Linked DNA regions of Homo sapiens: regions 2 and 3 are each linked to region 1. A link is a contact called in ENCODE Hi-C data. All regions are on one chromosome and are shown on one strand. Each heading gives the region's core, a stretch centred on a gene start or an enhancer-like site at or near the end of the contact. The rest is flanking DNA. Distances are from core to core; before and after follow the strand shown.

The links. A loop is a pair of places that touch in the nucleus more often than their neighbours do. Pooled maps may share reads with other maps.
Region 2: a pooled map shows a loop between it and region 1 (6-fold over the local background). The contact joins two enhancer-like sites. A Hi-C loop is called at or near these places in 3 of 37 single-sample maps with no recorded cell type and 2 of 50 pooled maps.
Region 3: a loop to region 1 is called in a pooled map, with 11 times the contacts of the local background. The contact joins two enhancer-like sites. A Hi-C loop is called at or near these places in 2 of 37 single-sample maps with no recorded cell type and 2 of 50 pooled maps.

What each region holds. Positions count from the first base shown.
Region 1 is chr11:95,712,569-95,717,260 of GRCh38, reverse strand. No RefSeq gene overlaps it. Among named protein-coding and RNA genes, the nearest start is that of FAM76B, 75 kb to the left of the region's middle. Within about 2 kb of position 2,213, at least 6 of the 41 ENCODE cell types and tissues checked have a DNase peak (open chromatin) inside an H3K27ac peak, as active enhancers do.
Region 2 is chr11:96,009,321-96,014,419 of GRCh38, reverse strand. All of the region lies in intron 2 of MAML2 (mastermind like transcriptional coactivator 2), which reads left to right. Among named protein-coding and RNA genes, the nearest start is that of MTMR2, 88 kb to the right of the region's middle. RefSeq lists an enhancer at 1,780-2,383. Within about 2 kb of position 2,204, at least 17 of the 41 ENCODE cell types and tissues checked have a DNase peak (open chromatin) inside an H3K27ac peak, as active enhancers do.
Region 3 is chr11:96,049,890-96,054,836 of GRCh38, reverse strand. The region is part of intron 2 of MAML2 (mastermind like transcriptional coactivator 2); the gene reads left to right. Among named protein-coding and RNA genes, the nearest start is that of MTMR2, 130 kb to the right of the region's middle. Within about 2 kb of position 1,661, at least 2 of the 41 ENCODE cell types and tissues checked have a DNase peak (open chromatin) inside an H3K27ac peak, as active enhancers do.

The sequences.
Region 1 (4,692 bases), core at 964-3,463:
AACTAGTGAGATCCTTAGCAATGTCTTTGAATTTTAATTAATTAACTAATTTATTTATTTATTTTTATTTTTTTGAGACAGAGTCTCGCTCTGTTGCCCAGGCTAGAGTGCAGTGGCATGATCTCGGCTCACTGCAACCTCTGTCTCTTGGGTTCAAGCGATTTTCCTGCCTCAGCCTCCCAAGTAGCTGGGATTACAAGCATGTGCCACCACTCCTTGCTAATTTTTTTTTTTTGTATTTTTTTTTAGTAGAGACAGGGTTTCACCATGTTGACCAGGCTGGTCTCGAACTCCTGACCTCAGGTAATCTGCCCGTGTTGGCCTTCCAAAGTGCTAGGATTATAGTCGTGAGCCACTGCGCCCGGCTGTTTTTTAATTTTTAATTTTATTTTTCTTCTATAGACCCAGGAACTTGAGTTAGCAGTGTTAGGTAATCTGCAAACAAAATGATTTTTGTAGTCGAAGTACCTGGGTTTTTTTCAATTTCTTTTAAAAATATATTGATGTTAACACCCTAAACCCATAAGGATGGGAATTTTTTTTGTTGTTCTTTTTATTGCAGCATCCTGGTCATTTAGAGCAGTGCCTGACACATGATATAAACCCCCGAAGTTTTGTTGAATAAATGAAGGAATGAACAATCTTGTTTAAGTAGACTAATACAAGACAATCTACGCTCTGCCTCTCTAGTATATCTGAGAATGTCTTGTAGGTATTCTCAGGAGTGCTGAGAAAAGATGTTTTTGAGAGACTTCTATGTATCTTGCATTATGTTGGGCTCTTGGGATTTTGTGGTTAACAAGTTAGTCATGCTCCCTGCCATGAAATGAGCATATAGTTTAGTGGGGAAAAGAAAGACTTAAAAAGTGAATATAAGAGGGATGGTTTTTATGGGGAAAAAAAACAAAACGTACAGAGAGTGGAGCAATGTGAGCACTGTAGGAGACCCAGCATGTGAACAGAGGCAGCATTCTGAAAGCAAGTCTCAGAGAACATGAAAACATCTTAAAAACAAAAACAACAAAAATTTCAAATGAAAGGTATTATCAGCAAAGGCCTTGTGATTAATTAGCTGCTCTATCTCTTTCCTGGGGTACAAAGTGAGGAGGACAATTGTCTCAGTGGTTCTGACGTGTGTATGACCCTGAGATGCAGTTAAGGAATCAAGCCTGAATAGGTCAGCAAGCCACTTGTTCTAAAATTCTTCTTGGGAGGAAACATCTGTGTCTCTTTCAGGATGCCAGCCATCACATGGGTCTTTCAACATTAGCATATTTTTCAGCCATCTGCAGTGGTTGCCTCCCTCCCACACAAGCTTAGTCACTGCACACAAACACACCTTTGTCCAAACTTCAGTACCAGGCTTTACAATGAAAGTCTCTGTGGCATCTCCGTGGAACCACATTTCCCAAGAGTGCTGCATAGCTATTTTACTTGCAATGCATTTATCACTTTTTAGCTCATTTGAATGCATGGGAAAACACAGAAGACTGTTGTCGTAGGTGGTGGTGTTTTATGGTTGTTATTGTTTTTCCTTAAAGTCATAGGGTAAAAGAAAGCTTGAAATATCATTTGTTTTCACTTCCTACTAGGCAATTAGGTAGACCCACTCTTAAATAAAACCTCTAATTTAGTATCCTCTCATTTTCAACTCACCTACAGTGATGAAGTTCTACAGGCTCCCTATGTTAAATTATTCTAGCGTTAATAAACCTTATTTTTGAAAATTTCTTTTACTTTTAGCTAAAGTATCTTCCATTGTCTCTGGAGGTAAATGTTAAGTTTCAGTTGTAGAACTACATCAGCTTATGATACAGTTAAGAGCAAAGGTCTTGGAATCAGGCAAATGTAAGTTCAAATTTGACCTCTGCTTCTGATGAACTGTGTGATTTGAGACAATTATATGACATTTTGCATACCAGTTTCCTTTTCTTCATCTGTAAACTGAAGAAACTAACACTCATATCAAGAGAATAATGTCTGCGACCATGATATTGACCCAGTTTCTCCCCCGTAATGAGTATTTGATGTATAGTGGTTATCATTATTGTAATGTTTAAAGTATCTAATAATAATATTGGGAGGAGGAACCATGAATGTTTTGGATTTGTTCCCTTCACAGCCCTTAGTGCCATGGATATGGTAGGTACTCAGGATTTGTGTATAAATGATTAACAAAAAAGTAAGATAGTAAGAGTAAGGAGCAACCTGCTCTTCTATTAACTAGCTTCATGCCGGGGTAAATCATTTACACTTCCTGAATCTTAGTTTCCTCATGTGCAAACTGGTAGTTTTATAAATGCAAAACTGGTAGTTTTGCACTTGGATATTTATGATGAGTATTTAATTTGTTCTTTCAGGTCTCCAGAGAAGGAAGTTCTTTGGGCAAAATTTTTGAGTTTAAGAATTATTTCTTAATGATAATCTGATTTTTCAAAGCTTTCAGGTATTCTCAGCAAACTAGCGCAGGAACAGAAAACCAAACACTGCATCTTCTCACTCATAAGTGAGAGTTGAAAAACGAGAACACATGGACACTGAGAGGGGAACATCACACACTGGGGCTGTCAGGCAGTAGTGGGCAAGGGAACGGAGAGCATTAGAACAAATACCTAATGCATACGGGGCTTAAAACCTAGATGATGCGTTGACAGGTGCAGCAAACCACCATGGCACATGTATACCTATGTAACAAACCTGCACATTCTGCACATGTATCCCAGAACTTAGAGTAAAAAAAAAGTTTTTTGAGAAGAGATATCAGAAATATTGTCATATTTTCTTGATTAGAGTCGAGATAAAAAGAAGTAAATGTTGAGTGTCTGCTCCCTTTGGTATTATCTTATGGACAGCATAGGACCAGGATTGAATCCTGATGACCACACTGGAAGAAGAAGTGGAAAATGAGGTGAAGGAGCCCAATTCTAGAACAGTTCAATTTCATTTGTTATTCTGGTGATTAATGTCTTCAGCTTTATACCTGGAGTGTTTCCAAAGCTTTTCACTAGATGCTCACCTTGACTCTGCCCAATATTCTCAACCTCAGCTAAATAAAACTAGTTTTTGACACCTAAAGAAATGGAACTTGTAAAACGTGGACATAATTCTACTTAAAGAGACAATGATAAACCCATACTTACATTCATTTAACTGTATTGATTTTTTTCTCAGAATTTAAGTGGGTTGAGGCAAAGAGGTATGTGACAGGGAGGAAGGGGAAAATCTTCTGGGGCACTTATATGCTTTTTAGAGTTTCTTTCTATACCTAACTCTTCTCTGGGGTGCTGAGGGTTCCAAAATAAATATTAATTACATCACAAAATTCTAAGAAGATGAATTTTTTTTGTCAGGTTCACCAATGGTCACTTTGGATTCCCAAAGAACACAGTAAACTTTAATTAGGTGATTAAACCATTAGGTGAAAAAGGAGTATTTCAGTATTAGAATAATCTTCTCATCTGATTCCCCAATCAACAAGCCATATGGAATCAACATACCAATATTGACTCTAATACATATTAGTCAGAATATAAAGTTGAAAGAGGTAAATAAGACTACCTCCCTAGGTGTGTATGTGGACTTACAGAACCTAGTTATATGGTGGTATTATACAATGGAATTACGTCACATTTATTCATTTTTGATGGGCAGGTGGCATTCCTTAGGCTTTTGAGTAGACTACATTGTAATGTGGGAAAATCGTTTGTCTAACTTCATTAATTGACAGCACTAATGAGAATACAATTCAGGTTGGTTGGTACAGTTTCACAGTTTTGCTCTATTAATGCTGGAATCATATCTTTATATTTGGCAGTTTTACTCCGAGCCAATGACATCAGCAAAAAGTTCATCCTAAAAGAAATTTCCATGTTGAATCAAATAACTGTAAGAATGTTATTTCTTCTTAACTTCCTAAATTTTGTGCCAATGATTCCATTGGATATAGAGGAAAGAGTCTTTCCTTTGAGAGCTTTCTTTCTACAAACATTAAAAACATACAGTCCAGGAAATCCTTTTAGTACAAACCAGTGGAAGGTGATATAAATGAAAATAAGGGGAAATAAAATAAAAACAGTGGGTGGAATCTGACATATTTGTTTGCTAAAATAACATAGATAGTTATGAATGGCACAATATTATTCAAATTTTACAAACATTTAATATCTTTATCACATAAATCATCTTATTTAATGTTTAAACTTGGGAATTAGCTCTTATTGTCCCCCCTTTCCTTGAAGATGAGGAAATGGAGCAGAGAGGTTAAGTAACTGTCTGAAACAAAGAGCTAGTATGGGTGAGAACCCAAATTCAATTCCAGTTCCATCAGACTGTAGTCCAGTGGTTTTTCCTATTTTGCTGATGGTTCTAACATTTTTTCCTCACTCAGTGCACCTGATAATTTGTGTCTGTCAGCAGCACTGTGCCTCTGGAGGGGTGGGAAGGTGGGAGGTTTCCCTTAAGGGCCCATCAGCATCTATGGATGGGTGGGTATGTGTAGTTTGGGAAAGATGCCAGGGACAATTCCATTTTCCCACCACCCACTTTGGATTCCCAAAGAACACAGTAAACTTTAGTTAGGTGATTAAGTCATAGGTGAAAAAGGAGTATTTCAGTATTAGAATAATCTTCTCATCTGATCCCTAATCAACAAGTCATATGGAATCAACATACCAATATTGACTCTAATACGTA
Region 2 (5,099 bases), core at 955-3,454, 300 kb before region 1:
TTTCTGAATGTGGTTTCCTCTCAGGCTGCTTTGATATTAATGTGAGTCAACAACCACTGTGTCATCCCTGTCGCAAGGATCCCTGTGGAGAGCCTAGTTACCAATAATAAGGTAGTCTTTTTGTTCGTAGAGTGGCATTGTCATTTCCCATTCCTCAGTGAATATACTCAGTTTAAAGAAACTGCAGCTGTATACTAAAATGCTGAGTATACTGGGAGAATTGCATATTTTATACTTTTGAGACAAGAAAGATTCCCTTGTCCCCCTCGCAGGGTGTGAGATGGGGAAGTGGCTCGCTTCATCAGTGCCCCGCTGATCAAACCTCTAAGGGAGCATACATACAGGCAGGCTGTGGGGCTGCGACCCCACGGCCATGTCTAGGGGTGAATGTTTACGGCTCCTGAAGCCCCAGTGGGCATGTGTTACAGCGTGCTCTCTTAGTTTGCTGTCTATAGGTGGCTTGTGTTAACCAGCTCAATTAGATCCCCTTCCTTATCACAAGGACAGAGGGCTTTCTGTATCCTGGGTTCCTGCCTTGGTGTACAGGAAGAATCAGATCACACGTGGGCTTGAAGAAAGAATGCAAAGTTTTATTTAGTGGAAGTAGCTCTCAGCAGATGGAGGAACCAGAAGGAAGATGCTCTTTCCCTGGAGGTGGGCTGCTCGGTGGCCCTGGCTCTCCTCCAACAGCCCCACCTCGTCCCGCCAGTGTCCTGCTGACGGCCTGCAGGCGCCAGTGCTTGTGCGTGTGCTCCTCTGCCAGTGTGCTCCTCTCGACGTCTGGCTGCCTTTGTGTCTACTGCTAGGGTCTGGGGTTTTTATAGGCCCAGGATGGGGTTGTGGCAGGCCCAGGTGGTCTTGGGAAATGCAACATTTGGGCAGGAAGTGCCTGTCCTCACCTAGGTCGTTGGAGTGGAGCCCTTGCCAGGGACCTGCCTTTCTCTACCCAGTACTTTGCTTCCCCCATTCCATGTCATTTAAAGGGACCACACTCTTCCCTTCCTAGCAGTCCTGTATCACTTTGTGGTTGGATTTTATACTTTAGCTTTTATATTGTAGATGGACTAGTTATAATCTACTACATGAGCTACTGGAGACCTCACATTACTTAATTCTGATTACTTTGAAGAGAGAAGTGAATAGATACAAAGAATGCTTAGGGTTATCTCATTTTGTTGTTCTTAAATGTGACATTTGTTATTGGAAAAACAATATGTTTGTTGATACATAACCTACTTCCCTTGATCATTTTAAAAATTTCAATTAACCCTTGCCCCTCACCTCTCAGAAATCTGTATCTCATAACTCTCTCTTTTCACCTGAGCTCCTAGCAGTTTACAGGCAACATGGTCATCAGTGAAATGTACATGTTGAAAGAGAGAAAATAAAAACCCTCCAAGTTAGTCTGTTAAGGTGAATACATATGCTATTGCATGACCAACTAAGATAGATAATGCCCAGACAGGTCATAAAAAAGACACAGGAAAAGGGAACATTGAATAAAATGGTGGCAGCATTAGTTGACTTTATAATTCTGTTGCCTTGTGAAACAGAATTATTTGAAAGAGGTTTCTGAAAATGTTTTTGTTGCTTGTCAAAGCATGGTGCTTTGACAACACAGAAGCTATTTTTATGTAGAAACAGTAGTGAAGGTATCTTCTGTTCACTGCACAACTAAATTATAGCAACTTATCATTGTGTTGCTTAAGGAAACAAACAGATTTCAAAGGTTTATTCTAGAAAACAGTGTTTAATCAATTTCTTATACTGTCTTTGAACATAATCTAGTAAGCAGATGTGGAGTTAACGGCTTATTATGTTCATACTCCCTATATCCATTCAGAGTCTGCCAGGCTCAGAATAAAAGTCAAGACATGTGCACATAGAGACTCTGTAGATGTTTGTAGCATTTGAAATTAAAATAGTGAGAAGGCTGCCTGGGCGTCCCTTCAGACATGGCACAGTGGAGCACAGAGACAGGAAATATGCCAGACTGCCTCTGTAGGAGGCTGCTGTGAACACGTGCAGCAAGGAACAGGGAACCGCTTAATGATTAATCACTGTCAACCTTTGTTCTCGTTAAAGACTTGATTGTTGGACAAGGCTTGTAATGAGGGACTGTTTTGGTGTCTGTTGCTATGAGATTGTGTTCACTGATCCTCAGTTGATGTAAGCCGCTGTTCTCTTTTTGCCCAAGTCGAATGAACTTGAATGAAAATGCTCTCACAGTGCCTGCTAGTGGTGCTTTCAGAGGAGGTTCTGGGCATTCTGTTTACCAAATGCTACTGCAGCTCAAAAACGGAGAACAGGTAACTAAGAGTTTGGCTCAGCTGAATTTTGGCATATGAGATTTATGAAATTTTAGCAAATGTTTTAAAAGTTTGATTCTAAAAGACGTAAATAAAAGTAGATTTTATGGTAGTAATGGAATAAAAACCCTTCAACACACCCACACACCTTTTCTTTTTAACAAGCACAGATATTCAAGAATCAAAATTTTAAATTGTTACCATTTCTCTTGACTTCTATAAATAAAATATTAAATTGTGTTTTGCAAACCAAATTCTTAAACCACCAACTCATGTGAGAGGTGGGAATATGTCTTGGCATTTTCCTAAAGGCTAAGAAAAAAAATTCCATTTATTCTGTCATTGATTACAGCTTGCAGACTTTTATATAACCATTTTTTTGTTTGCTTGTTTTTAGATTCAAGGGGTACATGTGCAGATTTGCTCCATGGTTATATTGCATGATGATGAGGTTTGGGCTTCTATTGATCCCGTCACCCAAATAGTGAACATAGTACCCAATGGGTACTTTGTCTGCCCCAGCCTCTCTCCCACCCTCCCCCTTTTGGAGTCCCCAGTGTCTGTTGTTCCCAGCTTTATGTCCATGTGTACTCAATGTTTAGCTCTCACTTATAAGTGAGAACATATGGTATTTGGTTTTTCTTTCTGTGTTCATTCACTTACAAGAATGGCCTCCAGCTGCATCCATGTTGCTACAAAAGGACGTGATTTAATTCTTTTTTATGGCTATGTAGTATTTCATGGTGTATATGTACCATATTTTCTTACTAATTCAACATTGGTAGATACCTTGGTTGGTTCCATGTCTTTGCTTTTGTAAACAGTGTTGCAATGAACATATAAGTGCAGGTGGCTTTTTGGTAGAATGACTTATTTTCCTTTAAGGTAGATACTCAGTAATAGAATTGCTGGGTCAAATGGTAGTTCTATTTTTAGTTCCTTGAGAAATCTCCAAACTGCTTTCCACAGTGGCTGAACTACAATTCCCACCAGCAGTGCATAAGCATTCCCTTTTCTCTGCAACCTCATCAACATGTATTATATTTTGACTTTTTAATAAGAGCCATTCTGACTGATGAGAAATAGTAAGCATAACCATTTTTGAATATTTTACTGCAATAAAATATCAATGGAACATTTTAAAGGAGGAAAAAAACAGTATTTTTAAACTTTAAAGAATATTTTTCTGGATTAAAGTGACCTTATAAAACTCTGAATTTCTTCTAAACATAATTGCATCATCATGAAATTACTTTTAAAATATATACTTATATGAAAGTACTAATATAGAACAACTAAAACTGTTAGTGATATTCTCAGATTATGCTTACTATCCCCAGGCAAAAATATTTCTCTGTCTCTCTTTCTCTCTCTTTCTAACAAATGCAATCTGCTATAGTTTTTTGATGTGTCTGCATGAAGCAACTTTTCTTGTGTTTTACATCTGTATATAACTTTTTGGTTCAAAATACTATGTGTCTCTATTGTTCTCTCTTTTTTCATTCGCCACTATTCTTAACTCATCTACATTGTAATCAGGGAAGTTGAGTAGGGACTGTTTGTACCTCAAGAAATCTAAAATGTAGCCTCTGTCAGCATCCTATGCCCCTACCTGGTCTACAGGTAACTATGAATGTTCCACTTGATCCCAGAAGTGATTCTGTCTAACCCAAGGACCTGTCTCTTGTTAAGTGTCCCCTACATATAAAAGTAGGAAGGGACTGGGGAATGGCCAATCTGCCCCTGTATCTTCTAGTAGATTTGCTCTAAATCTTCCCACACAGGAAAATCAGTTTTTTATATAAATCTCTAAATAGTAATCCAGTTTTCTTAGAAATAGTCACAGTGTATAACTTGTAAACACTTTAATTTTCAAAGTCTTGCTTCTATGTTTAAATATGTATCCATATATAATTAGGATATAGAATGTAAATTTTCTCTGAACACAGTATCTATCTGTTGAAGTTATGATGGAGTAATATAATTAAGATAGAAAGCAGAAGGTTTATAATGATAATGATAACTATAATTGGTTTGGTCTTTTAAGACATATTACAGTTTGCAGTAAGTAGATCATTCCCGAAGCTCCAAATTGTTCCTGATTCAGTTCATAGAACTGCAACCCTCTAAGGAACATCTTTTCATAACCCACGCCTTATAAATCCTGTTAGGCCTGATTGGTTTTTTATCCTTGACCATAGATACTTATATTAAGGAATACATGACCTTTTTGTAAAATTGGTTCTTGAACAGATGTCCTTGGGCAATATTTCTAGTAGCTGACCTAAAATCCTAGGGCTAGGGGGAAAACGTATCAAAATAAATCACTCTCTACACAACATTGTGAATTATTATTTGCATTTAAATAGAAACAGTACAGCCCTCCTTCACTGTAACAAATGTTTACAGGTAAATAACTGTGCTTTTCCTGGCTTCCCTAAGAAGTGAAGATATATGTCAATGCTTACGTTGTTTTCTTCTACCTTCTGAAGAGCAGTGCAGTAGAGTAGTAAGTACACAGTTGGTTCTACTAATGTTAGATTTGACTGGAAGTTATTCACCACATACCAATAGTCTCTCCTTGATTTCTTTGTAAATAACAAATATAGTTAAATTACTGAAATAAACTAAATTATTCAGATCTTTAGTGCTTTCCCTATATATAAAAAAGAAACCATTCCACTTTATCTTATGACCAGGACCCAGTTAAATTCAAAGATTAGCACCTTCCTGGTATAGAAAGCAATAGTAGGGTGTTTGAATGAATGGCATATTATCTGGGGAAAAGCC
Region 3 (4,947 bases), core at 412-2,911, 340 kb before region 1:
CATGTGTAATGCAGATCCTCAAACTCTTTATTTAGTTTGCCATCATAAGAACAAACAGAATCAGTGCACATCTTCTGAGAAATGATAACTGCAAAAATGCCTTTGGAAGCCCCCAAAATTAAAACCAGAAGTAATATAACAAAATGGGGAAGGGTTAATATGGTTATATGGGAACAAAGGGTAAGTATATCAAATTAAAACCATATGTAAGACAAATACAGGCTAAATAGTTAATTCTTTTTTTCTCTCTCTCTGAGGGACCCTTTTAAATAGAATTGGTCCTACTTAACACCGTCACACTCCCACACTGCTCCCTCATTGGAAGAACCCATGGATAAAGGAACCCCTCCTTAAACTGTCCAACCTCCCTTAGAAATTGTTTATTACAGTCATGTTCTGTATAACTGCTGTTGTTACAGGATCGCAGTCTGGCCTCCTTCTCTAACTATCAGAACAGGTTGTTTCACATTTTTGAAACCCATTTTCCTCATTTGTTAAATATCACTCAGTGAATTTTACTGTCCTAGTGAGCTATTTAAAAAGTTAAGGCACAAATTAATAGTATATCCATAAACAGCATTCCCCTAAAATATCCCCGTCTAGAGTTACTACTTAGAATCAGGACACTGACAAGTTAGTCTGTGAAAAGAATGGCATTTCTCCACATGTAGAAAAATGTCCTAAGAAATAAGAACCTTTAAAATTCCAATCTGCACCTGGCTAAGAACTCCTCTGGGGATTTTGCAGAGAGGAATGGGCAAGGGACCCATGCATAGTAATACATGTAAGTAAGATTGTTCATTTTTTTTTCTCCCAATGGAATATAAAACAGTAAAACAAACTCCATATATTTCTTACATGAAGAGCTCTCAAAATGGCGGCACCCAAGTTGTCAGCTCCATTTCCATTTCTGAGTCACAGATACACATATATGGCTGAAAGGAGGGAAGGAGCAGACAAAATACCAAACAGATGAAGAGAGAAAGGAAAGATGTTCCCAAACATGTTAACTGTTTGCCCACATGACTTATTGGTATGTTAATGTCTCACATCAGCCACCGCTAAGGAGAATGTCGCCCCTTCCTTCCCTCTTAGTTTATAAATGGAGTCACATTATGTAATCACCCTAATGAGGTAATAGAAACATAAGTACACAGGAAAATTTGATAGTGTTTTCTCCTAATTCATCCTCTGTTATGTTGGTCACCCCCCCATCCCATTAACCCTCCTTCTCTCTTCCAGACTGGCCCCCTCCAAATTGGCTGAGTTTCCCGTCCCAAAGGACATATTGTTGGCTATTGTTTATAATAAGTCTCTCCCCTCTTGGCAGGATAGAGAACAGCTGCTGGTCTATTCTCTGCCACAAAGACCAACTTCCTTCTTTTGCCCTGGATGATTGGAAGAAAGTCGGGGAGAAGAGCAATTTATAGTTGTGTTACAGTACCTCTATTTTCTTTTGTGTTTATTTATATTGCTTCCATTTCTGTCAGGGATTTCTGAGATAATCAAGATCATTCTGCTACAGAGTTTTCATTTGAGTAGGCTCTAGTGGCAGTTGGCATTTTTCTTCATTGAGTCAGACATTTTAGGACTCCAGGCTAGAGGAAGTAGTGAACATTTCTCTATGAGAGTTTGAGAATCAATATTCCTTTTTCTAAAAAAATGAACTCATGAATGTATTCTGTGTTACATGAACAATTAATGACTTTGAATTTCTCAAGGGAAGACACCTTGTCTTTGCCAACTTTCTGTTCCCCAAACTTAGTACAGTACCTGCTTCATAATGTTTGCCAGATGAAGTAAGTGGAGTGCTGAATGGAGTTCTGGTTTGTTCTGTGAAATGTAAGCTATGCTGACAGTCCAGCACTTAAGTCTCACCCTAGACTTCAGGCCAGGCAAGGCTCATCACCTGAGGTGGGACCTTCTTCTGAGATCTTTGCCTTAGATCGTTTCTGGCTCTAGGCTTCATTCTAGGCAAAGAAGCCAGGGAACTCAATGTTTCAGAATCTAACCCCCAGCAAAAGAAACCTAGACTAGGTACTGAATCTTCAGAGAGACTTGAGCAGCTCTGGAAGCAGAATGTGGAGAGCATTTCTCTGTTCTTTGTTAGGAGCAGAAGGAAACTCACAAAATGGAAAATTGGTCTAAGACTCTATACACAGGAAAGATCCAAATGGCATTGACACAGGGCATCAATGTGATATCAGACAAGACAGCTCTGGTGGATAAAAAGGAACCACAGCCTATCATTAAGGTTTCTCCTGAGAAGTGTTTGGAACTAAGGTTGGCTGATGGTGAAGGCCATGTTTACTAAAAACTGGGCAGAAGCAGAGTGGTGTCGTTAAGTCCAAGGAGTGTGACAAAGAGGAGAGTGGCTCCTGACTCTCTTACTTATTTCTGTATGAACTTAGCTTGATAAGCATTAATAATAGCAAATTTTCTCTGTAGTCAAAACAGTCCCCTTTCTGGGGAGTAAGAACTGGAGACCTGACAATTTCCATGTGGTAGATGCCTCATGGTAAGGGTTCTTAATGCATTTTCAAATTTCCTAGTATGTGTTCCTAAATGTATCATATGGATATTGATTAATATGGCTCCCTGTACTTTCTGTAGTCACTACCTTGGTTCACCCAACAAGCACTTAACAAATATGTTCCTGACAGACATGCAAAGAATGTATATGACTGAAAATAATACTAGGTGCTAAAGCCACTGAGAGGTCTGACTTTCTGATAGTTTGTAGCATTTTGCAAGCAATACAGGAAGAAAGAATAATAATAGCTATGACTTATAGAGTGTTTAAGACATGACAGGTACAGTTGTGGTCACTTTACATGCATTGTTTCATTTCATCTCATAGTCTAGTTTCTAAACGGAATCCTTGAAGACATACAATGCCACAATGCTCACTTCTGCCTAATTGTGAGCCAGGCCCTTCAGAACTGGACAAGGAAGCTGGTCAAGTTGGGTCAGAGAGTAGTTTAAGCCATCTCTGGAGACAGGGAGGCATAAAACTGATAGACAATTAAATCCAGGTAAAGTTTGCCCTTTTTCTGCTCTTTGCCTATCTCCCTGGTTCTCCTGATGCCTCCTGAATGGTTGCTTGTTAACGCAAATTAATTTTAACTGGTGGGCTTTCAGGCATTTGAGGAGATGGGAAAGTGGAGGCAGAAGACCCTGCATAGAAAACTGTTGAATGAAGTCCTTGATGTGAACCTCTATTTAGTTGCACATCACACTAAATAACACACTAGTTGAGGGCATGAGATCTAGAATCAGACTGCCTGAGCTCAGATGCCATGCTAGGGGTGTGACCTTGAGGCAGCTTCTGCATGCCTCAAATTTATTGTCTATAAAATGTGTAGAATAATACACATTAGTATTATTAGTAGGTAGAATAATACATACTTCACAGAATTCTTATTAAGGATTAAATGAAAGGGTCAAACTAAAGATTAAATGTAAAGGGTTTAACAAAGTATCTGGTATTTAATAAATATTGGATATTAGTATTACTGGTATTACTAATGATCAATATATACCTCTTTTCCTTCCATAGAATGTGAGGACTAATTGAGAGAAAGGACCTTGAATATATGTTTTATCTGCCACAATTCTTACCACATTGTAGATTCTAAATAAATATTGGACGGATGGATGGTTGGATAGATGGATGGATGAATTAATTTTAAGTTTCTATAGATAAAGGCACTACAGAAGACCTCCTTGTTTTCAGATCTCTTCCAGAAAGTCATGCCTCACAGATTATCCAAAGGAAATGACACTAAACCAACATGCAACAGCCAGCAGGGGGATTTCTTAGGCTCAGCTAGACATTTAGACTCCTAAGACTATCACACATCACATTTGACATCAGTCTGCCCAGAAGAATATAGGATCAGAACTATAGCTTGCCAGTAGGCCAGCATCAGGTATTCTTCTGCAATTAGAGCCATGGAAGCTCGGGTGCCAAATGATGAGATCCACACTGGGCAGGTGAAGGAATTGCCTTTACTTAAGAGCCTTATTTCCCATAGGAGTCAGTAACTCTTGTAACAACTCCATAGACATAGTTTGCAAGGTCCTCTCCAGAGACATGCTAGTTACAAGAACTGCTGCATTCAGGGAAGTCCAAAGCATAGCCAGCAGGTATTTGCAGTTCATTTATAGTTCCTCCCAGTCCAGATGCACTCTACCAATGAGGGGTCATTTTTACCATATGCAATGTTGCCTAGTAACATAGTTGACACATACCATCTTTATCTGTTTCCAGGGAAACCAAGTTAAGAAGTTAACCAAAGGTCAGATTCTCATGCAAAAAGGAAAAGAGTTTTTGTTAACTCTTTGCCTGCACCATCCAAATAGTTATTTACTACATAGCCTGAAAAACCCATCCAATGTCCCTGTGAAGGATTCATTCTTACATCTCATATATGCCACAAATATGTCCCAGAGTGGAATAATACAGGCATGGCCATATTTGCCAGTCGGTGTCCTCCCTTCAACAACCAAGAGTCAAGCCCAGTGATCTTTCACCCTATGCCTGCCCTTCACATCAGCCCCTACCGACAGTCCCATTCTTCAGAACTCAAGTGTAGTTGACTCTCTCACACATACACTCACTTGTATAAATACCCAGGGATGTCAGTTTCCTTAGATCTGTATGATCTTAATAGATTATTAAATAGGTCCAGGAGCCACACCGGTAAGGATCTTTTGAGTTTTACCCTTCCTTACTGGGTTGTTTTGAGGGTAAAATGGAATAAAATGAGATCAGAGAGGTAAAAAGTTGAAAGGACCATGGTAAAAATCTATGGTAGCTTTACTGTTCGGAAAGAACGTGAGTGAATTCCAACACGGTTGGATGGGGTTTGATCTACTTAAGTGAGTAGCTCAGAGAAGTCGTGACTTCCCTGATTTAAATTATTAATGATAATAAACATCTTT